2 separate regions of the Homo sapiens genome follow, and region 1 is linked to region 2. The links are chromatin loops, found by intact Hi-C in ENCODE. Cell type or tissue: IMR-90. All regions are shown on one strand. Each heading gives the region's core, and the rest is flanking DNA. Links, peaks and the distances in the headings are about the cores only.

The links. Peaks named below come from ENCODE experiments on the same cell type or tissue, not always from the same donor. Only the 100,000 strongest peaks of a DNase experiment are listed, where the experiment ranks them.
Region 1: it touches region 2 in a loop (2.3-fold over the local background); 1 of 110 quality-filtered maps calls a loop at or near these places.

Annotation. Positions count from the first base shown.
Region 1 is chr2:224,814,385-224,819,384 of GRCh38, forward strand. It overlaps DOCK10 (dedicator of cytokinesis 10), which reads right to left. Exons shown (of 56, transcript NM_014689.3): 30 at 2,233-2,329. Among named protein-coding and RNA genes, the nearest start is that of CCDC195, 100 kb to the left of the region's middle. In IMR-90, for the core only: no CTCF peak of the experiment used is centred there; a DNase peak (open chromatin) is centred at 2,627; H3K27ac peaks cover 648 bases.
Region 2 is chr2:225,096,872-225,104,469 of GRCh38, forward strand. No RefSeq gene overlaps it. Among named protein-coding and RNA genes, the nearest start is that of DOCK10, 58 kb to the left of the region's middle. RefSeq lists enhancers at 3,588-4,787, 6,552-7,598. In IMR-90, for the core only: no CTCF peak of the experiment used is centred there; a DNase peak (open chromatin) is centred at 4,270; H3K27ac peaks cover 1,034 bases.

The sequences.
Region 1 (5,000 bases), core at 1-5,000, 280 kb before region 2:
AAGTTCAGATATATACATATACATACTCAGATACATATGTATTCATTATGTGTAGTTTATACTGAACAATTAAACTATATTATTTAAAAATGTGAGTCTTCAGTATTGCCAGTTTTCAAGGAGAATGTCTTAGGTTATTTGTTTCCTTTTTTTTTGAAACAGAATCTGGCTCTGTCGCTCAGGCTGGAGTGCAGTAGCACAATCTTGGCTGACTGCAACCTCTGCCTCCTGGATTCAAGCGATTTTCCTGCCTCAGTCTCCCAAGTAGCTGGGATTACAGGTGCCCGCCACTGCACCTGGCTGATTTTTGTATTTTTAGTAGAGATGGGGTTTTGCCATGTTGGCTAGGCTGGTCTCAAACTCCTGACCTCAGGTGATCTGCCTGCCTTGACCTCCCAAAGTGCTGGGATTACAGGCATGAGCCACCACCCTCAGCCTATTTGTTTTCTTAAAAAAGAGGGTCATGAGCAGAATTATTCTAATTGTTAGCTTTCTACTTGAGCATCTATTTTTCTATCAGAATTTTGCCTGCTATGAAACATATTTTTATGTTCATTATTTATAGTATCAGATCTACAAAGAGACTGTCAGGCTTTTCTCTGAGCTACTGACTAATAGTAAGTAATATAGTTTGACTCTGTGTCCCCACCCAAATTTCATCTTGAATTGTAATCCACACACGTTAGGGGAGGTACCTGGTGGGAGGTGATTTGATCATGGGGACAGTTTCCCCCGTGCTGTTCTCATGACAGTAAGTGAGTTCTCTTGAGAGCCGATGGTTTTAAAGTGTGGCACTTCCTGCTCTCTCCCTTTCTCTCTCCTGCCGCCATGTGAAGAAGGTCCTTACTTCCCCTTCACCTTCTGCCTTGATTGTAAGTTTCCTGAGGGCTCCCCAGCCATATGGCACTGTGAGTCAATTCAACCTCTTTTTTTCATAAATTACCTAGTCTTAGGTAGTTCTTTATAGCAGTGTGACAATGGACTAAGACAGTAAGCAACTGAAATAAAAATGACCAAATAAAGATTTGGTCCTCTTGAATATCTCAATCAGCCTGGCTAACCAATAATAACTTGGCAGTAATTTATAAAACAAAAATACATTCAGAACAACGTAAACACCTTAAAGTGTTATTATCTAATATGCCATTTCTACCCTATTTTCTATGAAATATGCTTCATAAATTAGAAAAAATTGGAATAATATTATATAGATTATATTTAAGATTAAAATGGCAAAACTTTTATAGGCTTGATAATGTAATTTTCCCTCCAGAATACTAGTGTAAGCTAATAGGTTAAGGAAGTATAATGAGGCTCTTTACCAATCTTAGTGTTTGTGTTCATGAATATCAAAGCAAATATGCCTCTCAGCTGGGTGTGGCGGCTCACACCTGTAATCCCAGCACTTTCAGAGGCCGACGTAGGCGGATCACCTGAGGTCAGGAGTTGGAGACCAGCCTGGCCAACATGGTGAAACCTCTTCTCTACTAAAAATACCAAAATTAGCCAGGTGTGGTGGCACACACCTGTAGTCCCAGCTACTCAGGCTGAGGTGGGAGAATCCCTCAAACCTGGGAGGCAGAGGTTGCAGCGAGCCAAGATCATGCCACTGTACTCCCAGCCTGGGTGACAGAGTGAGACTCTACCTCAAAAACAAAACAACCCCCTCCCCCGCAAGAAAAAAACTGTACCTCATAAATAGTTTACTCATTGGTTGGTAATAAAGTATTTCATGCTCCTAAATAATTTTATTATTTTATTTGCATCTTGATATTTGATTAGTTTTTGATGTCTACATGGGTAATACTCTCTACCATAATACATATATATTTATATATATAATATTTATAAATTATATATATAGTACTTTTCCTCCCTATAATTTTATGTCTCAAAATGAAAGGAAAGCTGTCTTTTGGAGCCCGTAAAGTGCCTCTAGGTTCAAATTATTTGATTAACAATCATCGGGTTTATAATTTTGTTGGCCTTCTCTTTAATAAAAAGGGAAACAGACAAAAATTGAGGAATATGAAGCCATATTCATCACCACATGCCAACAACTTCTTTTGCATTTTAATTTAATTCTGATTACCTGGGTCTGATACCCATGTGACAGCTTCAAACAAAATTATGACTGAAGAAACAGGAAAATAATAATAAACAAAAGGTAAAACGAACAAACAAAAGCATTCACTTTGCAGGAACTGAGGAAAATTCTGGGAATTTTATTACCTGGAATGTTTGCTGATCTTATGGGCAGACACAAAGGGATAAAGTGTTCATGTTGACATACTTCTTGAAGAAAATCAAATTTATACTGGCACAAGGTCTGAAAGAGAGGCAAACTAAATGACTATGACTTACAGACCAAGAAACTGAATAAAAACAAACAAACAAAATCTGCACTTGAATCTTATCCCTAAAAAGAAAAAGTAGTTACCATACACTTGTCGGACCACTAGGTAATTAAGTTGAAAGGATTTTGTCCCCTCCGAACTGCAGTTAAGCTCCCTACTTTTGGAGACTGGTCAAGGCCTCTTCAGGAAATAATCCCATTTGTAACCTACATGTAGCTTCTATGAGATAAGATCCTACTGAGTCATATTTTTTAGCTTCTTTTAGCATGAATCATGACACATTTATTCTGAAAAAAATTCCTGCTGTAACACATGCACAGAATTCTCTCAAAAACTACACTCAGATAATGAAACAGACTTCTACAATGAGCTCCTACCATCCAGAGCTAAGGAAGACAATGGTGTGTATCACGTAAAATTAGAGTGAAACCCTGTATGCCACATGTTCTCATAGTACATTAATTAATTCGTCTTTCCTCCCTGCCCTTGCAAATAGGTCTGTCTTTGCAATAATGTTTGAGTTAGATGGAGAGAAATGGAGTCCAGGCACGGTCAAAGTAACACAGGAGTCAAGAACAGCCACATCAGTAGGAAAAATAAGCATGTTCCTGACTGCTCTATTTTTACTCTCATGCATGCTAAGTAACCATGTTTTAAGACTAAGTTCGATGATCATCATTATATTCACTAATCTCAGCTCACAAAATAAAATATATCCCATTTACTCAGATATTTTAGAATTATATCTTGTGGCAACTTTAGTTAATAATTTAAAATACTGCCATTTCAAAAAGGATAATATTTGACTTAAACCTTTGTACATCAAAGTGAACAGGAGCATTATTAAATTATATGTTAACTATTTTACATTGAGAACATTCTGTTTGGTCTTTGAAAATACATAATTTAGGTCTGCTGCAATTAAATGGATATTCTGCAAATTTCATGCATGACAGGAGCACAAATGAAGAATATACTTTCAAAAAAAATTGAGAGAGAGAATTGGATTTTCAAAACCAGATGACATAAAATCATGTAACTCCTCTGGTCAAAATCTCCACTGCACCCCATCTCCCAAAAATAATGTTTAAGCAACTAAGCATGACGTGAAAGGCTGTAAGAATCTCATGATTTATTTTTGGCTGGTCTAAATCCATTGTTCTTTTCAAATACCTAGATAATTTCCCCTTGAGGACTGGCCTCCTTCACAGTGGGTAAAGGTTAACAGAGAATTATTAATTCATATGCCCTGTCTTCTCTCCTTAAGAGGCAAGCATGTGACCCAAAGCAGGTTGCTCACACACTTCCTCTATGGAAGGTGAATCTGAAGCAGTGTTGGGGGGAGAAAATGGCTTCAGTTGATTCATTTAAGCAGATGCAGCAGCACCTCGGCCAAATGGTTCTTCATTTGCAATTACTGTCAGGCCCCACGTAACGTTTTGGTGAAAGACAGACCATATATACAATGGTGGTTCCATACAATGAGAACAGAGCTATGTAATGGAGTAGGATATATACTAGCTGGGTTTGTGTAAGTACACTCTATGATAGTCACACAGTGACGAAATTGCCTAACAATGCTTTTCTCAGTATGTGTCTCTGTCGTTAAGTGACGCATGACTGTATTCCTTGTGCTTGAAAAGGCCTGGCCCCTGCCTTTTTTTTTTTTTTTTTTGAGACGGAGTCTTGCTCCGTCGCCCAGGTTGGAATGCAGTGGCGCGATCTCGGCTCACTGCAAGCTCGACTCCCGGGTTCACCCCATTCTCCTGCCTCAGCATCCTGAGTAGCTGGAGCTACAGGTGCCCGCAACCACGCCCGGCTAATTTTTTTGTATTTTTAGTAGAGACAGGGTTTCACCGTGTTAGCCAGGATGGTCTCGATTTCCTGACCTCGTGATCCGCCCACCTCGGCCTCCCAAAGTGCTGGGATTACAGGCGTGAGCCACCGCGCCCTGCCAGCCCCTGCTCTTTTCAAAGCCTGCTTCTGCAGCTGCTTCATCAATGCTATTTACTCCCAATTATCTTTCCAATCAATTCCCTTTTGCTCAAATTGGAGTCAGTTTCTGTTGCTTTCAACCCAAAGAACAGTTAACTGATCCAGCTTTCATCATCTGGCCCATTTCCAGTCTTAGTTCCCTCCAGCATATGCCATAACCATAGCTCAGTGGTTCTCAAACCTGAGAGTGCAAAACAATCACCTAGAGGTCCTGTTAAAACAAATTTCTGGGCTCCATTAGCAGCAGTTCAGTTCCCAAGTGATGCTACCTCTCTGGTCTAGGAACCACTGCTCTAGAGTTCTCTTTACATCTCCCCAGCGTATACCCCTATTTGGGTAGGGTATTCAACTGTCCCATTTTGCCCAGGACTTAAAGGTTTCCAGGGAAGTAGGACTTTCAGTGCTGAAACCAAGCCAGTCTAGGGCAAACTGGACTGTAGGAATTGTAGCTGCAAAGAGCCATTCTCTTCACCACCCACAGGAAATAGAAATGAAATGTAAACACTTTCATTCCACTCTCCTTTGTCCCCATTAAGGAAGGACTTGGTAGGCACACTCAGCAGATGAAACATTAAAAGGCTGCCTCTCCTTGGCATAGAAATCACTTTCTGATACAGAGAATGGACTTAAGCAGGTATCCACAGAGAC
Region 2 (7,598 bases), core at 1,563-6,562:
AGAACTGAAGATAATTAAGTTTATTTGTCTTCTCAAATGAAAAAAGCTCTATAATTGTGGTCAGTGTGTATCGTAGAAGGTGACAGTAAGAGAAAATGTTTTACAGAATGGATGGAGTGTGTGACAAGACTTAGTTGGATATTTAAAGAAATAAATAAAACAAAGAAGACAATTTCTAAACTGAAAAAAATTGATAATACTAAGAACTTATTATGTGACAAGGACTATTTTAAGAATTTACTTGATTTAACTCAATTAATCCTCATGTAATCTTATGAGGTATGCAGTATTGCTACCTCCATTTGCTATGTATAAATAGCTTGTTCTATTTTACTGCAGAATAGTATTCAATTGTTTATATGTATCACAGTTTGTTAATCCATTCACCAGCTGTTTCCAATTTGGGGCTATCATGAATAAAACTGCTATAAATATTTACATATGCAGTTCTACAGATCTACATTGATTTAAAAATCCTCGTTGAGGTTTCAAGATCCCAAAAAGGAAAGGAATTCTGGAGAGAAAGTAAAAGGACTTTTAATTAGAAGTCTAGATTTATTTTTAAGTCCTATTAAGATAATTTTTCTGTAGAAATAGATTCAATGCATAGAGCAACAGAAAAGAGCCCTAAAGAGAACTACAGATGTGTAGGAAATTGTTATATAAAGAGAAAGCATAGAAACCAGTGGAGGGAGTGCATGAAATATAAGTATTTGGTTTGATGCAAGCAGTCATTTTTGTTGCAACAGTAAAAAGAAAAATATTATAAATAAACCCACTGTAAACTTCTCCAAAGAGGCTTTTCTGTGAATACGAGTTTTTACTTTCCTTAGGTAAAATTTTAGGAGCATTGAATTTTATGGTAGCTATATGTTTAACTTTATAAGAAATTGACAAACCATTTTTGAAAGTGGCTGTACCATCTGCATTTGCAGCAGTTATGTAGGAGAGCTGGCGCTCTCTTTCCTCACCAGGACTTGTTATTGATGGTTTTTCTTTTTTCTTTCTTGCCACTCCAGTAAGCATGTAGTGATATTTCGTCGTGGTTATAATTTGCATTTCCCTGATGATCAATGATGTTGACTCTGTTTTCATGGTCACATTTATTTACCATCTGTGTGTTTTCTTTAGTGAAGTAATTTGAATTTTTGTCCATTTTAAAAATTGGGTTGTTTTTATTACATTTTGGGACTACTTCATGTAGTCTTATATATAAGACATATATATAGACTACATATTTGTCTTTTCTTGTTTTATGGCTTGTCTTTTTATTCTCTAAACTGTCTTTCTCAGAGCAGAGGTTAAGTATGCTAAAGTCCAATTTATCAATGTTTTCTTTATGAGTCATGGTTTTTGGTATCATATTGAAGCAATCTTTGCCTAATCCATGATTAAAAATATTTTCCACATTTGTATGTTTTAAGTTTTACATTTTGATCTATGATCCGTTTTGAGTTACTTTTCTATAATGCATGAGATGTAAGTCCCTGTTCATTTTCTGCATATGGATATCCAATTGTACCCACACTACTTGTTGGAAAGACTATGCTTCTTTCATTAAATTCTTCCATTAAATTTCCTCTTTGTCAAAATAAATTGGCTCTATATGCGTAGACTCTATTTCTGGATTCCTTCTTCTGCTCCAAGGATCTCTGCGCCTAGCCTTTTATCATCACACTGTCTGACAGGATGAGTCTTCTGATGTTCTTTAAAAAAATGTTTTAGCCATTCTAGTTTTTTTTTTTTTTTTTTTGCCATTTCATAAAAAATTTAGAATCAGGCTGGATGCGGTGGTTCACGCCTGTAATCCCAGCACCTTGGGAGGCTGAGGCAGGCAGATCACAAGGTCAAGAGACCGAGACCATCCTGGCCAACATGGTGAAACCCCGTCTCTAGTGAAAATAACAAAAATTAGCCGGGCGTGGTGGCACGCGCCTGTAATCCCAGCTACTTGGGAGGCTGAGGCAGGAGAATTGCTTGAACCTGGGAGGCAGAGGTTGCAGTGAACCGACACTGTGCCACCTCACTCCATCTAAAAAAAAAAAAAAGCACAAGAAAAAGAATTAGAATCAGGCTTCTGAATTTACAAAAAAAGATTTACAATTTTGATTGGGTTTACATTGAATCTATAATTAATTTGGGGAAAACTGACAATGGTATTGAGTCTCTATTACTTGACTTTTTTTCTTTCCTCCATCATTTGTGGTTGTCAGCATAGAGATCCTGCATAATTTTTGTTAAGTTCACTTTGTGTTTTTGGTGTCATTGCAAATGTAACTTTAAAAAAGTTTCAATTCTCAGTTCTTCACTGTTACTATATAGAAATACAGTAGATGTCTGTATGTCTCAAACCTCTCTAGAGTCAATTATTAGTTTAAGCAACTATTTCTGTAGGCGATCTCTCTTTTTCTCTCCTTACCTTCCTCCCTCTTTCTTTCCTTCCTTTCTTGCCTCATTTTTGGTGCGATAACTTTCAATATGATGTTTAATAGGAGTGGTGAATATGAACTTCCATACTTCATTCCTAATCTTAGAGGAAACATGGCAGTCTTTTACCATTACAAATGATGTTATCTGTAAATGTTTTGCAGATATATTTATCAGATTAAGGCCGTTCACTTCTATACGTACTTAGCTGAGACTTTTGAACATGAATGGATGTTGAATTTTATTAATGTGTATTGACAATACATATTATATTAAATGCTTTTAGAATATTGAGGACACTTGTATTTATTTTCATGAAGCATAGTAGTCTGTGGTTTTCTTTTCTTGTAATTTCTTAATCTGGTTTTGGAATTGAGGTAATCCTGGATTAACAAAATTAGTTAGGAAATGTTCCCTCTTCCTCTGTAATCTGGAAGATTCCATGTAAAAGAAGTATTATTTCTTACTTAAGTGAGTGTGCTGGATCTAGTTATGTTAATTTTGTATTTGACTTGCTTAGGTTTTCCCAAGATTCTTAAAACTGGGACTACTGTCTTTCATTAATTTTGGAACATTATTGGTCATTATACATTAAAATGCTTTTTCTACTCAATTCTCTATCTCTTTGACTTTTGGAACTCCAATAATGCATACATTAGACTGTGCACCATTGTTCCATAGCTCTTTGATCCTGTTATTTTCTTGACTTTTTGTATGTGTGTTTCTTGTCTTCAAGTTCACTGATTCTTTCCTGTGCTGTATCCAGTCTACTGATAAGCCCAACTAAGCAATTTTTATCTCTAATGTCTTATCTTTCATTTTAGCATTTTCATTTGTCATTTTCTTACAGTTTCTCTTGTAAGTTCCCCCATTTGTTCATACATGTACACCATCTTTTTTTTTCACTAAACTCCTTAGCATTTTTTACTGTAGTTTTTAAAATTATTAGTATGATATATACAAAATCTCGCTCTCTGGTTGTCTTTATATCTTTATTGTTTGACAATGGCTGTGTGTGTATGTGTCATATTTTTGGAGAATGCCAAACATTCTGTGTAAAAGAACCCTACAGACAGAAGTAAATAATAGTTACTCCTGGAAATGAGCATGTTTGTCAGTTTTGTCTATTGTTTAGCTGTGCCTGGGTTTTCTTGTCACTATAGCTACTTTGAGTATGCACATATTTCAAATTCCTCTTGTAATGGACTGCAGCTACCTTGTGCTTAGTATGAACACTGGAGTATCGGAGTATGTTTCCATGTCCTTTTAGCAGATCATACACAGCTGTACTATAGAGAGGGTCCCTCTCTGTACTCCTGCCTTCTCCCACCAGTACACTGTTCTTGTTTATTACTTGGTACAAGACTCATGTTAGGACAGAGCGATTGTCTTATTTCTCCTGCTGAATTAGACTCCGTGTTATTTGAGCCACAGGAAATAGATATTTTTGCATTTCTGACTTTTCCTACCATGGGAACAAAACTTTATTTATAACAGTAGAGTCTTGGTATGAGCATATTTTCTCCTTTTCTCCATTGGCTTCTCCCTTTTTCTGCCTTGCTCTGTCTGAGGAAGGATAGTTCCTCAGTTCCTGTGTCCTATCTGTCTCTCCCCAGAAGGGCTTGGACATTTCAGCATTCAGTTCATCCAGTTGCCTTGAGATGTCAGCTCTCAGATAGGCTTCCAGAAAGGTTTAGGATCTGTGGATTATGCAGCTTTTTCTTGCTGCTAGTGTGGGAGGGACCATTTCTTGGAATTTTCTGTATTCTGTGAACCCAGGCAGGATTTTAACCAAAAATTGGTACATATTTGGTGATGGAAGAGGAGGAAGGGGATGAATCAGCTAAAATACTCCTCTGCTAAGTAAATGACTAAGGATGATGCTTACAATTGATGACTCACCAGACTGCAATGAAGGTAAATAATATAATAATGTTAGAAGATTTGTAAGTGGTTGCCTCTGAGAAGGAAAGTGGTGGTCGTAAACTACTGAGGAGTAAACCAGTATGGAAGAGAAGCAAGTAACTTCTTTTACGTTTCAAGCTTTTGGCGTTACTTTTTGCATGCCTTATAGGTGTTATTTTGACCAGAATTACTTTTTTAAAATTTATTAAATTTTTTTTTACAGTTGAGGAAACATCTTTTTTCTTTTTAAACTGGGAGGAATTTTGTTGCTTTAGAGAAAAAGAAAAAAATCATAGTCAAATGTAGAACATCCAAGTGATACAAAAACATTCAAAAAGAAAGGAAAAAAACACAAAAAAGAAAAAAAACCCCACAAATATCCATTACTTAGAATCAATTATGGTCAACATCTTGTAATAATCTTTCTAGAAATTCTCCACACAATTACAATTGGATGAATAAATAGATTGAGAAGTTATATATATTATGTTATAGTTTTCCGTTAAAAAATGGTATGTATTTTCTTAATCCAGTCTATCATTGTTGGACATTTGGGTTGGTTTACTATGCAGCCATAAAAAAGGATAAGTTCATGTCCTTTGTAGGGACATGGATGAAGCTGGAAACCATCATTCTGAGCAAACTATCACAAGGACAGAAAACCAAACACTGCATGTTCTCACTCATAGGTGGGAATTGAACAATGAGATCACCTGGACACAGGGCAGGGAACATCACACACCGGGGCCTGACGTGGGGTGGGGGTAGTGGGGAGGGATAGCATTAGGAGAAATACCTAATGTAAATGATGAGTTAATGGGTGCAGCACACCAACATGGCACATGTATACATATGTAACAAACCTGCACGTTGTGCACATGTACCCTAGAATTTAAAGTATAATACAAAAAGGTATGTATTAAAAACCAATGAATATACTAATTTACTTATTAACCCATAGTTTATTATTATTTTATTTATTTTATTTTTTTTTGAGACAGAGTTTTGCTTTGGTTGCCCAAGCTGGAGTGCAATGGCACGATCTCGGCTCACTGCAACCTCCGCCTCCCGGGTTCAAGCGATTCTCCTGCTCAGCTTCCCGAGTAGCTAGGAGTACAGGCATGCACCACCATGCCCAGTTAATTTTGTAGTTTTAATAGAGACTGGGTTTCTCCATGTTGGTCAGGCTGGTCTCGAACTCCTGACCTTAGGTGATCTGCCCACCTCGGCCTCCCAAAGTGCTGGGATTACAGATGTGAGCCACCGCGCCCTGCCCATAGTTTATTATTATACAGAAATTAAAAATGCAACCCAGAGGGGTTCGAATTTTTCCCTTAAACACCACAACTAATTTATGACAGAGTCAGGACTAGTATTCAGATTTTTTGACAGTAACGTCTGTGTTTTTTCCAACTCAGTAGGTTGTTTATTATTTGGGTTTTTGACACTACTGGCTTTTTGCAAGCTATTATAATGAATTCTCACTAGTTTTGCAAGATATATTTTCTTGAGTCATATCTGGCTTTGCCACCTAATTAACCTTTAACTATATTTGATAATTTTAAGTAAGAGAAAAATGTTCTTACTGCAGACAAGGATCCAAAAAAGAAGGATTTTAAAGGTCAGACTATTGTTGTGAATCCAGAATCTGTGCATAAATAGATTTTTTAAGTAATGGAGCGAACAGTGATCCCAAACAAGCTAGATTCAAATTCATATTTATTCAAACATTTTTACAGTGACTTTGATAAGTAAAAGTGTCTATACATTTACCAATTAGTGGCTATCAACTGGGGGAAAGCATTTCAAAGAAACTTTAAAATCTTAAATATTTTTTAAAAGTCTGTAGAAGGGCTTCTTTAAGCATTCTGACCATGAATAGTTCTAATCATCTAAGTTATAATTAATATATGTATTTCCCAAGAGAATAAAATTGAAAAAGGCTTTCCTCTTTTTAATTTTTCTTCTTAAATTTTCATAGCAATATACTGACAGATAGTAATAGAACTTCCACTTCACCTTCAATTTGAAAGGCTTAACTATATTAGATATCGATATGGACAAAAGTGTTGATTATTCATTTATTGTTCATTATTATCTCAAAGTGTTCTTCTTGTATGCTGTCATTCATTTAAAAATTGAGGAAAGAACAATTGCAATGCTGTGTTAAGATATTTTGAGGAAGAAATGCCCTCAGATATTTTTATTGTACATCTTGATGGTTTTGGTCTATTGAAACCATCTTCCATTATTTCAAACAAAATTATAACATCATCTATAATTGGAAGTGTTCTTACTCTCACTCCACATTTTACATCTTGATTAGGAGTTTAAAGAACAGGGCCTGATTATGATGGTAACATCCAGCCATCTGCAAGTCAAAGGAAAATCCATTCTAAATTGTAAGTAGTGTGGGAAAGCCCAAAGAAGATCTAGGTTTTTTCCATGCTGGATCTCAATGCTCTTTTTGCACTCCAAATAATTTCTTATAAATTTTTATGACCTCTGGATTCTTTTCATTTGCAGATGCCTTATTGGGTGATTCAGCACAAGTATGATGATACTTTCTTTTGGAAGTTTTGGAGATTTAATCATTTCAGATGTAGACGGTCAGTTCTAGGTAGGGTGACCAACTGGTCCCAGTTGGCTCAAGAGTGTCTTGATTTTAAACCTGGAAGTCTTGCATCATGGAAACCCACTAAGTCCCTGGTGAACTGGGATGTTTGGTCACCCTACTTTGAGGTGGCAGGAGCTCATTTTTATACGGAATGTCTAGCATGCTTAGTAAAATTAGAATAGAATTTTGTTAAGGCTGTGTTTCTGATGACTCATTTTACAAATATACAGTTGACCCTGGAATAATACTGTGTGGGTTCAATTATATGTGAATTTTCTTCTGCCTTTATCACCCTTGAGACAACAAGACCAACCCCTCCTCTTCCTATTCAGCCTCCTCAACATGAAGATGATGAGGATGAAGACGTTTGTGATGATCTTTCACTTGATGAATAGTAAATGTGATGTATTTTCTCTTCCTTATGATTTTCCTTATAATATTTTCTGTAGCTTACTTTATTGTAAGAAAACAGTATATAATACATACAACATATAAAATATGTGTTAGTCTACTGTTTATGTTATTGGTATGGCTTCTGGTCAACAGTAGGCTATTGATAGTTAAGCTTTTAGGGAGTCAAAAGTTATATAGGATGCTTTTTGACTGTGTCAGAGATTGGCACTCTTAGCCTCCATGGCATTGGAACATG